Linked DNA regions of Homo sapiens: region 1 is linked to region 2. A link is an interaction called in ENCODE POLR2A ChIA-PET data of the cell type or tissue named here. Cell type or tissue: CD4-positive, alpha-beta T cell. All regions are shown on one strand. Each heading gives the region's core, and the rest is flanking DNA. Links, peaks and the distances in the headings are about the cores only.

Region 1 (6,288 bases), core at 592-5,591, 630 kb after region 2:
CATATAGGCAAAGCTGCTCTCGAACTCCTGGCCTCAAGTGATCCGCCTGCCTCTGCCTCCCAAAGTGCTGAGATTACAGGCGTGAGCCACCGCGCCCAGCCTCGTACATTGTAATAAATAGTTTTGTAAAACTATTCTTTGTGAAAGAATCAAGGAGATGGTTGCCATGCTATGGTGTGAGACCATCCTGGGTGCAGGGAGGTCTGTGGGACGTGGTTGGATGAGACCTTCTTTAAGAAGCTGCCATGCTTTTTCCTTCCTTTCCTTCTGTCTGCAGCCCTCCATTACCTGGGACTGCACGCTAAGGCAAAGCTCTCTCACAGCTGCCAAACAGGCTGATTTTAAAGCCACCTCTGCTCGCCCTGCTGGGGCTGGCTAACCGGCTAACCAGCTACACAGAACCTGCTGGAACCTGGCCTTCCGTGGGGTGGGCGCAGGAAGCAGCTTGGTTAGGCTCTCTGCTGGGTGCTTGCGAAGCATGGAGCACTTTCCGACACTCACAGTGAGGAATGTCCTCTGGAAGCCTCCCCGCTCCCCACCTTCTGTCATGGGGAGATAATTCATTTATGCAGCGTTCACAGAAGACTGACATTTTCGACTTTTTTAGCAGAATAAATTTATAAGGTAAATTAGGGGGTGGGAGCCTTAGTGTCCTAGGCAGATTCAAACTGGTAATTACAGAGGACCTAATTATGTATTCACCACGGAGCCTTCTGGAACAGCGAAGGCTACAGGATGGCTCTTATTCTTCCTGCAGAGGACCATCTCCCCTGGAAGCTTCACAACCAACCTTTGAGAGCTGCGCTTCCAGCCCCGGGCCATGGCGGCAAAGCGCCCTTGTCATCGGCACCCACGTCCTGATATCTGCAGAGAACATCCTGTCCCTGGGCAGGGAGCCCCAGTGTCCCCCAATAGTTATGAGGTCAAATATTCTTCAGACCAGGAGTCCTGACTTGGATAAAGTAAAAGTCAAAATTACAAGGCAGGGTTTGGTTTTTGTTTTTCTTTTTCATTTTTGTTTTTCATTTTTTGTTTTGAGACAGAGTCTCGCTCTGTCACCCAGGCTGGAGTGCAGTGGCACAGTCTTGGCTCACTGCAGTCTCCACCTCCTGGGTTCAAGCGATTCTCCTGCCTCAGCCGCCCAAGTAGCTGGGATAACAGGTGCCCACCACCACACCTAGCTAAGGACAGGGTTTTTTTTTTAATCTGGTTCTGTTCGTTTTCCCCCAATCCCCCAGAGTTCTAGATGACATCGGCAGGCTGTGGTATCAGAAGGATCATTTCCACGGCCTTCTCTCCTGCTTGTCTGGGAGCTGCCTTCTCTCCTGCTTGTCTGGGAGCCACCTTCTCTCCTGCTTGTCTGGGAGCTCCTTGGGGGCAGGAACCGTGTCCTTTGCTTCTCCATCTCGTCAGAGCTCAGTTTGGGATCTGGCCTCAGTACAGTTGTTGAATGAAGGGGAGAATCAATAGTCAACAAAAATGCACAATGACCCTAGGAAGAGAAAAACCCTGGGTTTCGGCAAAGTGGTAAACTAAGAGACTCCCTTTCTCACCCAACACAGCGCCACGCAGTGTTTGAATACTTAGACACATTTTACATGCAAAGCCCTCCTTTCTGTGGCCTGTTCGCCCTCGTTTTCCAATGCCCTCCCTGCTCCCAAAGCACCTCATGGTTCACTTGGTAACTACATTGTTACCAAGCATTGTGCTCTGTTGTGGGTCAAATCATGCCCCCTACCCCCCCATAATATGTTGGAGTCCTAAGCCCTGTACCTGTGAATGTGCCTTAGGGTCTTTGCAAATGTAATTAGTTAAGATGAGGTCATCCTGGGTTAGGGTGGACCTTCCATGCAATGACTGGTGTCCTCCTAAAAACACAGCCATGTGAACACAGAGACACACAGGGAGGACGTCTGGTGACAACGGAGGCAGACACTGGACCCAGACAGCTGCCAGAAACACCAAAGAATGCTGGCAACCACCAGAAGCTAGGAAGAGGCAAGGAAGGATCTTCCCCTGGAGGGGGAACGTGGCCCAGAGACACCGTGATTTCAGACTTCTAGCCTCCCTAGTTGTCAATCAGCACCTCTTGTTTTAAGCCACCCAGCTAGCAATACTTTGTTATGCCAACCCCCAGAAATGAATGTGTGTGCCTGCCCTGTGCTGGATAATGAGCCGGGGCCAGGCCAGCAGAGCCAAGGTACCTGGACACAGACCCTGCCCTCGGGGGCTCAGGGGTCACAGGTCTTTTCTACGAAGTCGTAAAACACTGTGGAAAGTATCCCCAAGGCCGGGGCGCAGTGCCTCACACCCGTAATCCCAGCACTGTAGGTGACTGAGGCAGGAGGACCTTATGAGGCCAGGAGTTCAAGGCCAGCCTAAGCAACATTGTGAGACCTCATCTCTACAAAAATTTGAAAAGAAAATTGGCCAAGCATAGTGGCACAGGCCTGTAGTCTCAGCGATTTGGGAGGCTGAGGCAGGAGGATTACTTGAGTCCAGGAGTTCTAGGCTGCAGTGAGCTATAATTGTACTATTGCACTCCAGCCTGGGTGACAGACTCTGCCTTTAAAATTACATAAATAAAGATTTCCCTGCATTTCATATTTGCAAAGAGAATGTTGACAAGAACTGGTGGCCCTCCTTGTCAACCTCAGAAAAGAGCAATAATGCCTGGACTGTGAGTATCTTGAGGCCAAAACCATGGCAGGTTTGCCCTGAACTCCCACTCAGATGTCCCCTGCCACCCTCTTGTCCTAGCTTGGGACTTTGCACATAGTTTAAGCTCCAGTTATAAAGTCAGGGTTTAGGGGAAAATAATGCTTCAGTGGAGGAAATATTTAAGGGCTGAATATTTGTAGTGGCCTCAAATCACACCCTCCAAGTAACCACACACAAAGTTGACCCTAAAATAAGACTGCACCCCGGTGAAACTCTTCAGCCACTGAAGTGTTAGCTCGGTGTGTAGCTGGGTTTCATTTTCATTTTTGTGTTTAACAAATAAAGAATTAAAAACAAGAGAAACTATTAACTAACTACTAGTAGTAAATTACTGCACAGGAAAATGGAATTACATAAAAGACACATTTTTCTGGTGCTTACTGAAAACCCTCCTGGACATAATAGAGTGAAGAAGCCCCATTTTCCCTCCTCCCCCCAGCGCCCCACAAAATGAAATTATCTAGGCACATAGCTCTACCCCTGCTCCTGCACATGGAAGATGAGGAAGAAACCACTTTACCTTTCTGCCCCATGAGCCTCTTAAGAAAGCTCAGGCCTGGGGCAGGACGGGTTCCTGCTTGGCTCTGCTGCCTTCACTCCTGTGTGTGTGGCTGTGGGGGAGGTAAATTAAGAATTCACACTTCTGCAAAGTGCTGGGTTCACGCCCAACCACAGGCTTCTGCAACTTTGACCAAAGGCATGTATGGTGGGGTAGATGCGCCCTCACTCTTCATGGAACGGTCTCCCCCAGTTGACTGAGCCTTCAGCGGGAGTGAAGTCACAGGGCAGGGCTCACAGAGAGCTGACTCAGACCCAGGCTGTGCCTCTCTTATGCACCAGGCAGCAGCTGGACATTTGACATCCACTCTTCCTACACACCACACCGCCCCCCGGGTTACACATCCATCTCATTTTATAGGAGGGAAGCCAAGCTATGCGATTAGCTCAAGACTGCACAGGCAGTAGCAGCAGACGCAGGGTTCAAAGTCGGTTTTTCCAATGACACGCGTCCTGTTGTGTCTACCTCCTCATGTTAGGGTAACCCAGGCTGTGCTGCTACACAACTTAATCTCTTTATCTAAGAGGACTTCATGTCTAAAACACCAAAAGCAAGGGCAACAAAAGCCAAAATTGACAAATGGGATCTATTTAAACTAAAGAGCGTCTGCACAGCAAAAGAAACTACCATCTGAGTGAACAGGCAACCTACAGAATGGGAGAAAATTTTTGCAATCTACTCATCTGACAAAGGGCTAATATCCAGAATCTACAAATAACTCAAACAAATTTACGAGAAAAAAACAACTCCATCAAAAAGTGGACGAAGGATATGAACAGACGCTTCTCAAAAGAAGACATTTATGCAGCCAACAGACACATGAAGAAATGCTCATCATCATTGGCCATCAGAGAAATGCAAATCAAAACCACAATGAGATACCACCTCACACCAGTTAGAATGGCAATCATTAAAAAGTCGGGAAACAACAGGTGCTGGAGAGGATGTGAAGAAATAGGAACAGTTTTACACTGTTGGTGGGACTGTAAACTAGTTCAACCATTGTGGAAGACAGTGTGGCGATTCCTCAGGGATCTAGAACTAGAAATACCATTTGACCCAGCCATCCCATTACTGAGTATATACCCAAAGGATTATAAATCATGCTGCTATAAAGACACATGCACACGTATGTTTATTGTGGAACTATTCACAATAGCAAAGACTTGGAACCAACCCAAATGTCCATCAATGATAGACTGGATTAAGAAAATGTGGCACATATACACCATGGAATATTATGCAGCCATGAGAAAGGATGAGTTCAGGTCCTTGGTAGGGACATGGATGAAGCTGGAAACGATCATTCTCAGCAAACTATCGCAAGGACAAAAAACCAAACACCACATGTTCTCACTCATAGGTGGGAATTGAACAATGAGAACACTTGGGCACAGGAAGGGGAACATCACACACCGGGACCTGTCATGGGGTGGGGGGAGGGGGGAGGGATAGCATTAGGAGATATACCTAATGTAAATGACAAGTTAGTGGGTGCAGCACACCAACATGGCACATGTATACATATGTAACAAACCTGCACATTGTGCACATGTACCCAAGAACTTAAAGTATAATAATAATAAAAATAAATTCGAAAAAACAAGAAGTTTACACAAGAAAGGTTCACATGTCCTCTTTTGCCATAGGCTGTTGGTGGTCCTTCTATCCCTCTAGCCACCCCTCATGGCCTCCAGGACCTCCATGGCAGGGGAAGAGGGAGACGGAGGAGTCCCACTGGCTCTTAACTGCCTCAACCCAGAAGTGACACTCATCACCTCTATTCACAGCCCATTGGCCAGAGCCAGTCACATGACCCAACCCGACCTCCAGAGAAGCTGGGAAATGCAGAACAGCCCCCGAGTGTGGTTGGCAGTGCCCATTGGCACCATGTCCAGGAAGAGGGTGTGCACAGTTACTCCTTGTTGACTGAAGGGGCCTTCACTAGAAATTTCTTCACCAGTCAATTTGGGAATCAGGACCATGGGTCAACGGAAGTGCCCACACACCTGGATTTGTTACATAACATACGCAGGATCTTATTCTGAGCTGACTGAGGTTTTTCCCTCCGTCCTCTGAAGTTCACTGCTGGCACCATTCCTTTATCCATCACTCACTGTGCTTGCTCCCATCACACTGAAGAAGCATGGGGCTTTCAAGGTAATACAGAGGCAAGAATCTAGGAGACTTTATTCCTGGTTGTGCAATGTGCCCTCAGGAGCAAACCAACCCGCAGCATTTGGAAGTGAGCAGCTAGCTCCTTGGAAACAGAGGCTCACAGTGGGGGCCCCTCCAGTCCAGAAATGTGTCCACTTGACATGCCAATCAAAGGAGATGTTGGAACTTTGGAAGGTGTGAGGTAGGTGTGTGGGATAAGGTAAAAACACCCAGGCTTCACTTCAAAGCCCTCAAAATAGGGTTTGATGGATGGATTTAGAACATAGACTTTTTAAGCTGGAAGGAACCAAGAGATAATGCAGTCCACCTACCTTAGGAGGGAGTCTGAGGCCAGGGAGAGGCGGGGGAGGCACAGGACCGGGGTAGTGCCTGAGCCATGGGGTGGGCCCCGATGCCCTGACTCCCAGGCCCAGGAGGCAGAAGGGCTTCAATGGGGCCTTCCCGTCTACGTCCAGCCTCCTTTATTCTGAAGCAAAGCCAGGGTTCCCGAGCTCACTCCGAAGCCCAGGGACCAGGTGTAAGCCACATAGCTCCCTTGAAGCAGGTCCCGAGGATGGGCGAAGGGGGTTCCCCTCTGAGCTGTGTCTGTGGAGTCAGCCAGGAGATCTTCTCCTCCTCTGGCCTCTGCAAGATCAAACCTCCCTGGTAGTGTCGAGTCAAAAAACATTTCCTGAGCCCCTGCTATGTGCTAAGGCCGCTGGATAGGGATCAGAAAGAATTCAAATCGAGCTCAGCTGCTTCCTGGCAGTGTGAACTCAGGCAAGGCCCTTCAACCCCCCAGGGCCTCAGTTTCCTCCTCTGTGAGATGGAATCCTAGCGGGACCTCCCTC
Region 2 (6,288 bases), core at 794-5,793:
AGGGGTCAGCACTTTCAGCCTGCCACTTGTTTCTTAGATAAAGTTTTATTGGAACACAGCCATGATCACTCATTTATGGCTGCTTTTCATTGCAATGGCGGGATTGAGGATTCGGGACACACACCAAATAGCCCACAAAGCTTGAAATATTTATTATCTTACCTTTTACCGAAAAAGTTTGCCAACCCCTGGTATAGAGAAATGTTCATAAAATGATAGGTGTAAAGGGCAGAACATTAAAAAAAAAACCCAACATGCTTACAGATATTATGACTGCAATTTCCTTCCAGCTAGTTTCGATCAGCCGCTTATGTTATTCCATTTGATGATGGCTGATGAGTGTCACTGCTTCCTGTGCTTCAGTCACTGCCCTGCCTACCTCCTGTGCACTGACAACCCAGGGGTGCATCAGGTAACCCTACCTTCAAGAAGTTCACAGTTTAGGCAACTGGTATAAAATATTACTGGAGAGAAAATAGAACTTATTTATACCAATTTCTTTGAAAAGAAAGCAGAAACTAGAAAATTACGAAGAGTACACTTTATCATGAAGAACTATAAAAATGAATTCTAATGATAGAACTATAAGGAGAAATTATAAAATCCAAATTTTATATTATGTGCTCTATCAAAAAAAGATGAAAAATAAATGATTAGAACAAAATACACTCTGTTTAAATGTGTGTGTATGTATCTATTTATCTATCTATAGTGTATACATACACACAAATAAATAATTCTATATGTAGAATGAGAAAATATCTATTATTTTTCATGGTATATGGAACTCTAATATGTGTTAGGTTCCAAAGTGTATTACATACAACACATTTCAAAGAATCAATATAACACAGCCCAAGTTCTCTGATTACAATGCAATTAAAATTTTAAATCAACAATAAAAGTATCATCAATGCTCCTTTCCTTTAATATGCTTGGAAATATAATGGGCCAAAAGTGGAATCAAAATTAATTTTTGAAAATTATGTAAATTTAGAATAAATTAGAAATCAGTATACTGTATATCACAACTTTTGTGAAAAGCTAAATTAATATTTAAGACAAATGCATAGCTTTACTGAATTTATTTTAATAAGAATTTAAAATAAATTGATATGATTGAAAATTTGTAAACAACTTGTTAACATTAATGCAAGAATTAAGCAAGTTTGTTTTAACAAGATTAATATTCAAGAAAGTTGTTTCTTATTTACCAATAATAGCCAATTACTAAAAAAACTAACAAAAACATTATATTAACAATAGCAACACTTCTGTAAGATACAGTAATAATCTATCAAAAGATGTGTCACATATGAAAATAATTACAAAAGTGCCATTGAAGTGAGAGACAGGACTAGCTGGATTTCCTAGGCCAACTAAGAATCCCTAAGCCTAGCCGGGAGGGTGACCGCATCCACCGTTAAACACAGGGCTTGCAACTTAGCTCACACCCGACCAGTCAGTTAGTAAAGAGAGCTCACTAAAATGCTAATTAGGCTAAAACAGGAGGTAAAGAAGTAGCCAATCATCTATCACCTGAGAGCACAGTGGGAGGGACAATGATTGGGATATAAACCCAGGCATTCAAGCCGGCAACAGCTACCTGCTTTGGGTGCCCTCCCTTTGAATGGGAGCTCTGTTTTCACTCTATTAAATCTTGCCACTGCACTCTTCTGTTCCGTATTTGTTATGGCTCGAGCTGAGCTTTCACTGGCTGTCCACCACTGCTGTTTGCTGCCATCTCAGACTCACTGCTGACTTCCATCCTTCCAGATCCAGCAGGGTATCTGCTGTGCTCCTGATCCAGTGAGGTGCCCATTGCTGCTCCCAATTGGGCTAAAGGCTTGCCATTGTTGCTGCACGGCTAAGTGCCTGGGTTCGTCCTAATCAAGCTGAACACTAGTCACTGGGTTCCATGGTTCTCTTCCATGATCCATGGCTTCTAATAGAGCTATAACACTCACTGCATGGCCCAAGATTCCATTCTTTGGAATCCGTGAGGCCAAGAACCCCAGGTCAGAGAACACGAGGCTTGCCACCATCTTGGAAGCGGCCAGCCGCCATTTTGGAAGTGGCCTGCCACCATCTTGGGAGCTCTGGGAGCAAGGAACCCCCCTCCCCCTGGGGAACCGAATTACTTAAAAGGAGACCTACATGAAATATAGTCAGGATTTTTAGAGGAACTAATATCATAAAGATACAAATTTTCCCCAAAATTATTATATTGCAGTTACAATCCAACTGTTTGGCTTGTCAGAAAACTTGCCTTGATGTGTTACAAACTTCTCGTAACTAAAACCATGAGGTCAATGCAGGCGATAGAAAATTGACTGAAAACTGAAGCCCAAAAATTGACCTGTGGAAGTATGGAGGACCCGAACTGGCCCAAGGGTGGCACTAAATTGTAGTGAGGGGGGAAAAGGATCACACAATAAAGTGTAAAGAACAATTGCTTCTCCATATGGAAAATAAAATGCACATACCTACCTTATAGTATGCTCAAGAAATAAATTTCAGACATAATAAATATCTAAATCTAAAAAGGAAAAACTCTGAAATTGTGGGAGAATGTATAAGAAAATATCTTTGTGATATACGGGCAGTGAAGAATTTCTTGAAAAAAAATCTAACAAGAAGCCTTACATAGTAAGAAATTAAACCTAATGGAATTGACTGAAAAAATTAACTCTATGTAAGCATTTCTGCATAACAAGAAACTTTCAACTATAAGAAAAGACAGGCCAGATTGAGAAAATATGTTTATAAAGCATAGAACTGAATAGAAAAGGTATCTAGAATACATAATAAACTACCACAAATGTAGAAAATTAAAAAGAAAGAAAAGGAAATAAATTTCTGAAAAATGTTGGCTAAAATCTGAAAAGGAAAGTCACAAGAAGCTATTATAATGATTAATATACAGAGAAATTGTGTTCCACCTTAATCATCTGAGGTATGCAAATAAAAACAACAATAAGACACCATTTCATTTCACACTCATCAGACTGTCAAACACACAAGTGTCTAATGATACTTAGTTACGGTGAATATCTGAAGAAACAAGAACTGTATGCTGTTGGTGAGATGCAAAGTTGTTTTGACAAATTTGAAGAACAATTTGGCACCGTCTAGGAAAGCTGAACATATCAATGACCTTCAAGTTAGAAATTTCACTTCTAGCCATATACCTAAAAGAAACTGAACTATGTATTAAAAAAAAAAGTAAATATAGAAGTTGCAAAATGTTCATCTCAGCATTTCCTGTAAGAAACACTGGAAAGCTAAATATCCATTGTATGAAAATTGGATTTAAGATGTTTATAGTCCTTCAATGAGAACACTAGACAGCAATAAAAAAATAACTGGAACTAACATGTCACCATGAGTGATTTTCAAAAGCATTTTGTGTGTGCATGTGTAAAAAGCAAGTTTCAGGATCTGCTGTGGTAATGAAGGAGTAAGATTCTTTTGAGCAGATGACCCCACAGCAAACAACTATAGAATAGGCATGTGATAGTACAAACAGTTGTTTGAAGTCACTGGATAGTGTGCAGAAGTAGATGAACTCTGGCAGGGAGTCCATGCACAGAGAAGAGGAAGGAATAAAGTCAGTCCCCATTTTCATGGCTTTTAGCCTAAGACAAGTCAGCAAAACATTTGATATAGCAAGGAAGGCCAGTGGGAAAACCACAATGTTTCTGGTTTGGAGAACCAGAAAACTATATATAAGGAATCTATGGCTACTGAAGACAGCTGAAGAATTCTAGAAAGTAAAGAGCCTAGGGTGGATCCTTAAATTCTGCCTCCCTGTATCTCTGACAACGACTCACACTTGGATCACCCAAGCACACAGACTTAAAGCACTCCAGCTAAAGACAAAATATGTGAAGAGACGAGATGCCACCCAAGAAACGGAGTTTGCAGTTCAAGTCCATCCAATATAATTGCCTACTAAAACAAAGGGACATCATTCACCAGAGAAAAGTGACAGAATAAAGAATCTCCACAAATTAGTATCCACAATGTCTCGGTTACAGTCCAAAACTGTAACCAGATACAGCCGGGCACAGTGAGTGGTTCATGTCTGTAATCCCAGCATTTTGGGAGGCTGAGGCAGGCGGACAGCTAGAGCTCAGGAGTTTCAGACCAGCCTAAGCTACATAGTGAGACCCTGTCTCTACGAAACATCAAAAATTAACCAGATGTGGTGGCACATGCCTGTAGTCCCAGCTACTCAGGAGGCTGAGGTGGGAGGATTGCTTGAAACCAGAAGTTCAAGGCTACAGTGAGCCGTGATGGTGCCACTGCACTCCAGTCTGGGCAACAGAGTGATACCCTGCCTCAAAAAAATAAATAAATAAAATACCAGACACATAGAGAACCAAGAATACAAAACACATGCAAAGGAGAAAAGAAAATAAACTGAGACCAACCCTAAGATGATCCTGATATGGAAAACAAAAGACCAAGATTTTTAAGTGGCTGTTATAATTAACAATTAATTAATTTTGTAAATAGACTTGCACTAAATAATAAGATAGGAAGCTTCAGATGAGAAACAGAACAAGGCCTAAAGAAAAAATCATAGTAACAGAGACAACAAAGGAAAGATTATGTAAACATGAAATAAATTGATAGAAATTATCTGAAGAAACAAAGAGAAAAAGAAGTGTGAAGACCAGCAAAGCCTCAGGGAGCTGCTCAATAATACCAAGAGTTCCAACATATGTGTAATTGGAGGTCCAGAGGGACAGGAAAGAAAGGCCAAAAATAATATTTGAAAAAGAAAGGCTGAAAATGTTCCAAACATGATGACAGAGAGAAGTTTACAGATACAAGATACTGATAAACATCAGTCAAAATAAATATGAAGGAACATCGTAGTTAAACTGTTGAAAGCCAAAGGTGTAGTCAAATATGGAAAACATTGAGAGAAAAACAAATATGTATGAAAGTAAAGAGTAAATGAATAAATATCAGAAGCTACAGAGGTCAGAAGACTGTGGAAGATTTTATATTAGTGAAAAAATGAAAACCAAAGCTCTCCACCCAGAATTATATGCAGCAAAAATATTCTCTAAGAATAAAAGTAAAATAAATATATTTTCAGATTAAAGAAAACTAAGAGAGTACCACCCAAAAAGCTGCACTGCAAGAAATGCTTCCTTTCTGGCTGAAGGAAGAAAGCTCAGATCTTCAAAATTTAAAAAAAAAAAAAAAAAAAAAAGGGCATTTCATCACAGCACACTGCAGCCTTGACCTCCTGGTTTCAAGCAATCCTCCCACCCCAGCCTCCCAAGTAGCTGGGACTGCAGGCATATGCCACCACACCTGTCTAATTTTTTGATGTTTTGTAGAGACAAGGTCTCACTATGTAGCCTAGGCTGGTCTCAAACTCCTGAGCTCAAAAGGGCATTTCTATGCCCTTTTTTTTTTTAATTTTGAAGATCTGAGCTGTCTTCCTCAGACATCTTTCTAAATCCAAAAGACTATATTTTTTGTTTCATTCTTGCTAATTTTTTATGATACATGTAAATATTAAAAACAACATATGTAATGTTTCTGGTAAGTTTTAAAATGTATGTAGATGTTACACATACAATGACTATAGCATAAAGCACAGGATGGGAGATATGAACTAGTGCAGTTTCAAGTTTTACTATTTTACATGAAGTGGGATACTGTTAACCATATATAAAATGTGAAGATGCAAACTGGTATATTATAATTTTTACAGCAACCACTAAAAACATAACGTAATTAATGGTAGCAAAAAAGCCAACATAACCGTTAAAGAGGGAATTCTAAAACATGTTCACATTATTTTTTAAAGGCAGAGGAGGAATAGATGATCCAAAACCAGAAAAGACAAGTACAACATAAATTAAAATGTAGATCCAAACCCAATCATATAAATAATTATATTAAGTGTTACGAGATTAAGCACTCCCATTAGAAAGAAGATACAGGCATATCTCATTTTATTGTGCTTTGCTTTATTGCACTTCACAGATACTGTGTTTTTACAAGCTGAACTATTGTGGCAACACTGAATTCAGCAAGTTTTTTGGCACGATTTTTCCCAAAACAGGTGCTCACTCTGTATCTCTGTGTGACATTTTGGCAATTCTAGCAATATTTCAAACTTTTTCATTATTACCACATCTGCTATGGTGACCTGGGGCCAGTGATCTTTGATGTTACTGTTGTAATTGTTTTGGAGCACCACAAACTACCCATTAAAAGGGTGAACTTAATCAATAAATGTGTGTGTTCTGACTGCTC

The links. ChIA-PET counts read pairs that join two places held together with the same protein. Peaks named below come from ENCODE experiments on the same cell type or tissue, not always from the same donor. Only the 100,000 strongest peaks of a DNase experiment are listed, where the experiment ranks them.
Region 1: POLR2A ChIA-PET joins it to region 2 with 7 read pairs; 2 of 35 experiments call an interaction of 5 or more read pairs at or near these places.

The regions. Positions count from the first base shown.
Region 1 is chr14:99,284,033-99,290,320 of GRCh38, forward strand. It overlaps LOC105370660 (a long non-coding RNA gene), which reads right to left and starts at 3,330. Exons shown (of 3, transcript XR_001750881.2): 1 at 3,242-3,330; 2 at 791-1,492. RefSeq lists an enhancer at 1-610. In CD4-positive, alpha-beta T cell, for the core only: no CTCF peak of the experiment used is centred there; no DNase peak of the experiment used is centred there; H3K4me3 peaks cover 1,214 bases; H3K27ac peaks cover 536 bases.
Region 2 is chr14:98,651,791-98,658,078 of GRCh38, forward strand. No RefSeq gene overlaps it. Among named protein-coding and RNA genes, the nearest start is that of LINC02914, 57 kb to the right of the region's middle. In CD4-positive, alpha-beta T cell, for the core only: no CTCF peak of the experiment used is centred there; no DNase peak of the experiment used is centred there.